Linked DNA regions of Homo sapiens: region 2 is linked to region 1. A link is a contact called in ENCODE Hi-C data. All regions are on one chromosome and are shown on one strand. The core of a region is the stretch at or near the end of the contact, and the rest is flanking DNA. Distances in the headings are between cores, read along the strand shown. Region 1 holds the start of IGSF9 (immunoglobulin superfamily member 9). Region 2 has its middle 8.7 kb from the start of NHLH1.

Region 1 (3,141 bases), core at 129-2,628:
CCTCTATGAAAAACTCTGGAAGCTGAGGACCCGAGGCCTTTCTCCATTCAGTCTCCCTACACTGCTTTGGCAGTGAGTGAGTCAGGCACTTGGGAGAGGAGGAGCTGCCTCCCCCACCTGCCAGTATGGGGGATCCAGGCAGCATCCTCCAGGTCTGGACAGGTCCCGGGGCTGGCAGCTGGCGCCACTTCCTCACGATACTGCCAAGCAGCCCTCCCCCTGCCAGGCACCACCACCCAAGGACCTCACCCAAATCCCTCCCACTCACTCCCCTCCAATATCTTCGGGGTGCCAGGGTTTGTCAAGCTCTTTCTTCCCCAACCCCAGAGGCATGGTCCAAAAAAAAGCCTGTGAGTCCCTGAAGTGTACAAAATTAACCCTGGGGCATGGAGGGTAGGAGCTTCTGACAGCCCCACAGATCCTAGGGCAGTCTCAGAGAGCCAGAGGGTCCATGCCAGGGCCTGGCACTGCCAAGTGGACTCTGCTCTGAGTCCTCCAACCCACTCTTGGCCGCAAAGTTCAGGACAGACTATAAAACATCCTCCACAGAGTCTGATCCTTGCCTCTACTTAATGATCCTGTATGTCTAACTTCTGGCAATTCACTAGCAACCAAGCCCCCTGTTTCCCACTGCCTCCAGGCAGCTCTCCCACACTTCCCTGAAAAACCTTTTTCCAAGTATATAGGAACCCCCTAGTTCTCTCCTGGTTGTTTTCCGAGACTCTGAGTAACTAGGCATCCCTAGAATTCCTCCCAGTCTCTTAATATCTTTCCAACTCCCCCGGCCTCCACTATTTCCTCACCCTTCTAGTCTCCCCACACACCACTCCCTCGTCCTCCCATTACTCCCTTCCCAGTTATCGCTACTACGCACAATCCCCCCACAATTCCAGCTTCTCGCACCTGATCTCCAATTGCAGCAGGTCTCCTGCACTATAAAGAACTCCCTTCTGGTCTCCCCACCCCCCAGCCACTTCTCCCCATCCTCTCCTCCCGATAATTCCCCTCCCTGGGATTCTCCTGCATCAGCCCACAATACAATTCTGATACCCCACCCCCAACAATTCCTTTCTCCCTCGCATTCTCTGGTCCCCTGGAACTCCTCCTTTCTCTTAGAACCCACCAAGAACTCCCCCACATTGCCTCCAGAACTCCTGCAGTTCTCCGGGAACTCCCACCCACCCGCCAAGAATTCCACTTCACTCCCCAGAACTCCCCTAGTTCTACTCCTGCAACGAATTCCACTTCTCTCTAGAACTCCCCGCTTTCTCCTGTCCCCCATAACTCCGCACTACCAGCACCACCACTTCTATACCTCCAGTACGCCCCCTCCCTCACCTGCTCCGCACCGCTCGGCTCCACTCTCGCCGCTACACAATAGGGGGCGGACCCGCCTCCCCGCCTCGGATGCCCCGAGCGCCTCCCGTCGCCCTGGAGACCGCCAATCCCCCTCCCGCGGCGGCCAATTGGAGCCGCCAGAGGCACGGCGAGGCGGGCGGGACCCCTGAGCGGCCTGGGAGTTGTAGTTTCAGGAGGGAAGAGCTCGGCTGCACGTGGGCTCAGGTCGCCCCCTCGTGGACCTCTGCACAGCCAAGCGTGGAAAGGCCGGTGGGCCGCTTCCCGCCGCCAGCAAGAGGGGCAGCAGGGTCCGGCTCGCGCTCCAGGGCTGCGGGAGCTGGCCCCTTGCCAGGCTACTGGTACGCCGTCCTTCTTTCGGAACCTACGGGCGACCCTCTCCGCTCCCCGAACGGGCGCGCCACAGAGGCGGCAGCGAGGGTTGAAATCTGAGCCTGGGGGTAGGAGAACCAGGCGGGGAGCATGACTCCCCGCCCTCCTCCCAGGGGATCCACCCAGGTCCCGGGCTCATCCGATCTCCTCCCCCATCCCCATTTCTACCTCCACCCATTGCTTCTCTAGCAGGACTGGAAATACCTGTCTGCATTGGCGAGCTCCCAAATCTTGCCCAGGCGCCTCCCACCGTGTGCAGCTGAGGAAGGCTGTGCTCTGAGCGTGGGGTTGCCAAGTCAGCTCCCAAGGCAGCTCTGGCACCAACGACCCAGAGAAACAGGCCCAGAGGGGAGAAACGACAGATATCCTGACACGGGAGATTGAAAGGGAGGAATGAAATACAAGATCACTTACTGGACCCATGCAGGGTGCCAGACCCTGGACTAGATGCTTTATAACTCTTGTGTAACCTTCACAGAAACCCTGCGAAGTAAGTAGAGCTCCCTTTGACTAATGAGAAAACTGAGGCTCAGGGAGATGAAGTAACTTGGCCCAAGCTTTCCCAACTAGGTTATGGCAGAGCTGGATTGAGACCCAACCCAAACTTCATCAAACCTACTCCCTTGGAGGCTTCGCCCTCAGACACAAAGATATCTTGCATATCTTGCCCCTCAGAGATTCCACCTCCTCAGCCTGGTGATGCTGTAGGGATGCTGGGTCGGCTTAAGCAACATTGCCTGTCCAGGTCCTTCCCATTCAGTTGGCTCCCTTGGAAGCCTTCCATGAAAGCAACGTGCTGATCTCATCCCAATCCGAAGTACTAAGACTCAAACTGAGTGCACCAGGCATCAGACTCACAGAATCACTGCTGCAGCATCATGAGAGAACCTCCAGGATGGGCCTAAGCACTACTTGGCCCCAGAATCCCTGGCACATCATTTCTCCATGTAGTCATCCAAGCCCCTATCTCATTACATCCTGGGCCAGGAAGCTCAGCACTACTGTTGTACCCATTCCATCCTTAGTAAGCTCTGCCTGCTGGACAGTTCTTCCAGGTGTAAAGGTTTTAGTGCTTTTGGGTGACTGAGATGGAAGGGAAGAGGCAGGAGCAGTGGGCCAGTCTCTCCCACCATCCCTCCTGCAAATAGTCCCAAAGTAGCAGCTTTTCAACAATGCATTTCAACATAATACCCTGATCTATTGATAAGACTATAATGGAAACATGTTAATGAATGCAGCATGGAAGCAAGGCTAGAAGAAATGGTAAAAGAGTGAAGCGGGTTTTTTGTTTGTTTGTTTTTTTGTTTTGACAGAGTCTCACTCTATCGCCCAGGCTGGAGTGCAGTGGTGCAATCTCGGCTCACTGCAACCTCCACCTCCCGGGTTCAAGCGATTCTCCTGCTTCAGCCTCCC
Region 2 (2,996 bases), core at 309-2,808, 430 kb after region 1:
CTAACTCCTGGCCTGAAGTGATCCTGCTGCCTTGGCCTCCTAAAATACTGGGATTACAGGCATGAATCACCATGCCCAGCTATGGGTTTTCATCTTTGATGAACAAAGAATGACATAAGCAGCATGAAGGGCTTGAGTTAGACCTAGGGAGGAGCTTCCATACAGGAGGACTTGACATCTTCCCCTTCCCATGTGAGTTAAATGACATGTGCTCTGCCCAGAGCCTGGCAAAAGGGAAGGCTGAACTGAGATCAGGGAGAACTTCAGGACTCCAAAGGGCCAGAGTTGGACGGGAACACAGAAATCACTGAATCCAACAACTTTATTTCAAAGGCAGGTAAACTACTGTCCAGACAGGTGACGTGACTCACCCATGATGATGGCCTGGGATTAGAAGCCAAGTCTTCCATTCCTGGCCCTGAGAGCTTTGTGCTTCTCTGTGCTCAGCAGCCACAGTCCTCTGGGCTCCCTGCCTCCCTCTCTTGTCTCTTTGCCTGGGCTGGAGAGCAGAAGGGCTTAGGGGGCCCCTCCCCTCAGGGATCCCTGAGGGCCTGGAGGTGGTGAGAGGGGGAAGCTGCAGCTGTTCTACTGCTAGCTCCGAATTTCTTCAGATAATCAATTGGCCTCGCTGCCGCTGTCGCTCTTGTTGCTCTTCTCACTCTGGGAAGGACAGGAGAAGGAGGTGGAGAGTGGGAAGAGGAGGGAGCAGGGGACCAGGCACTGGGGGAGGAGGGAGAGGGCAGGGAGATGGAAGTCCCTGGGCTGAGGGGAAAGTGAAAGCTTTGGGGCTAGCAGATAGGGAGGATGGGGAAAAGGGATTGTTAGAAGAGGATCTGCTCTGCATCCCTCATTCCACATCCCTCTAAACCCAACTCGTGGGTGGTGGGGTGGGGGAGGGGCAGTTAGGAGGACCCCAGAATGGGACTCTTGCACTTCACCCCTGCTTCCTTACTCCCCTTGCCAAGTATCCCATGCATGGCCATAGCTCCCCCAGCTGTCCATGCCCTCTTCCAGTCCTAGTGACCACAGGTGCCTGACCCTCCAGTCCTGTCTTCATCAACGCCCTGTCCTGTAACTCAGCAAACCCATCACCAGTGACAGAGCAGAAGTCAAGGCCCCAGGGGCTGGGTGGGGGTTGCCTAAAATCTCTCTCTCTCTCTCTCTCTCTCTCTCTCTCACACACACACACACACACACGCGCACACACACACACTGTCATAGGCTGCCAGGCATATGGCCTCTTTGTGCCCACACAATGGAGGCCCTGTCTGTGCCCTTTCCCAAGTCTGGGCACAGTGTGGAGGGTGCTCCGCTTCCTCATTCCACCCACCTCCCTTCCCTCTCCACCCCCAGTGCAGGCCCTGTCTTCTTTGCCTTTGCTTCTTCCTCTTTCTGGAAAGCCCTTTCTACCACCCAGTTCCTTTATCTTTCTGCTTTCTTCTTGTGTTCTTTCCTGAGCTTTTGACCTCTCATTGGATGAGGATTATGGGCAGAAGAAAGAGGCTCACAGTGCTGGGATGTCAGCGCAGGGAGGAGAAGGGAGCAAGCAGAGATGAGCCTGAAAGGCTGAGAGGGAGTGGAAGAAGGGAGGCAGTGGTGGCAGTGCAGCAACACTGTGCTAGAGGGGAGAAAGCCCACACCCGGCAGCCAGAGGTCCCGTGTCCCTGCTCTGTCTCCACCTTTCCCCTTTGTGCCACAGTGAGCAAACCGCATGCCCTCCCTGAGCAACAGCTTTTTCATATGGAAAGCAGGAAAGACAACAAGACCCACCGGGGTGTGATGAGGATTAAATGAGATCATCGTGAAAGTGTTCAACACCGGAAACGCTCATCAGATGCTATCTCAGGGGCAGTAAGTAGCAGGGTCAACTGTACTGTCATACAGTTTGTGCACTTTACAAAGCACCAGGCTAAGGGCAGTGCAGGGGCCTGACACCCAACCCCACTTCTACTAGACCAGCTGTGCACCAGGATGCAAGCATCCCCTGAGAGGTGGCCCTGGAACTGAGCCCCTCATGTGGGTTCCTGAGCATTGGTCAGGAGTCCAGATGAAAACTCCGAAGTCCTGACCACCTTGGGAACCAAGACAGAATGGAAAGGGACAAGAGGCTAAGGGGAATGTCTCTCCCTGAGGGGGAAATTCCTGAGCTTAGTCTTCTCTGAGCAAATAGACAATCCATGAGATCTACTAAACTAAGGATGGAGAAACTGCAGCTGAGGAGAAGAAGGGGGCTGAAGAAGCAGAAAAAAAAGAGGGAGACATGGATCGAGGGTGTGATCAGAGCAATGTGTTGGTCTGAGGACCCTTTTCTGGTTCCCTCGTCCTCCATTCCCTCCCTTCAGCAAGTTGAAGGCTGATTTGATTATTGCTTGTTGAACACTGTCCCCTGCTGGCTACTAGCAGAAACATTTTCCCTCTTCCCTATCCCTAGCTAGGAGCTGCTGAGAGCCTGAAAAAGAGAAGAAATGACCTGACTGGGGACAAAGGACGAAGGAATTGCAATTCTGCAATCTGGAATTCTCTACTTGTCAGAGATTTCTGGAAGGTGAAGGAGGCTTGAAGGCTGACTAGGGGTAAACAGAGTTTAGAATTCATAGGTGGTTCATTTACATATATTATGGCCTATAATTTTCAGATTGATTTTTTTCTGGTCTGTGTCTGTTTCATGTATTGTGTGTCTGTGTTATGTGTGTGTTCTGTATCTGGGCGTGCTTACCTGATTCTGTGGTTTTTGAACACGTGTATATCTGTGTACTTTTTTGTGTGTGTGCTCTTTTTAATATAGGAGTCTGAGTGACAGCTGGCAGGTATGGAGCAAGGAGAGGGAGCTGTCGAATTTCCTCTTTCCTAGAAGCCCGTTCTCCCCTTGAAGTTTTACCTTTGTCTCCCAGCTCCATGAGCTATAACCTATGGCTATTTATAGGTTACAGGTTTTGTTCTGGCTCCTGCCCCTCTTTGGACATCCCAAGCTCAGAGCCTTGATTCGCTCTAACCTG

The links. A loop is a pair of places that touch in the nucleus more often than their neighbours do. Pooled maps may share reads with other maps.
Region 2: a map of Calu3 shows a loop between it and region 1 (5-fold over the local background). The contact joins the enhancer-like site here to the promoter of IGSF9 in region 1. A Hi-C loop is called at or near these places in 13 of 168 maps with a recorded cell type or tissue (CD4-positive, alpha-beta T cell, CD4-positive, alpha-beta memory T cell, CD8-positive, alpha-beta T cell and 9 more), 8 of 37 single-sample maps with no recorded cell type and 21 of 50 pooled maps.

What each region holds. Positions count from the first base shown.
Region 1 is chr1:159,944,235-159,947,375 of GRCh38, forward strand. IGSF9 (immunoglobulin superfamily member 9) reads right to left here and starts at 1,379. Exons shown (of 21, transcript NM_001135050.2): 1 at 1,339-1,379. LOC124904438 (a long non-coding RNA gene) reads left to right here. Exons shown (of 3, transcript XR_007066684.1): 2 at 1,918-2,218. RefSeq lists a silencer at 1,365-1,659 and an enhancer at 1,502-2,002.
Region 2 is chr1:160,374,318-160,377,313 of GRCh38, forward strand. No RefSeq gene overlaps it. Among named protein-coding and RNA genes, the nearest start is that of NHLH1, 8.7 kb to the left of the region's middle. RefSeq lists an enhancer at 1,845-1,894. Within about 2 kb of position 1,559, at least 10 of the 41 ENCODE cell types and tissues checked have a DNase peak (open chromatin) inside an H3K27ac peak, as active enhancers do; they include dorsolateral prefrontal cortex and heart right ventricle, where a contact is called at or near this core.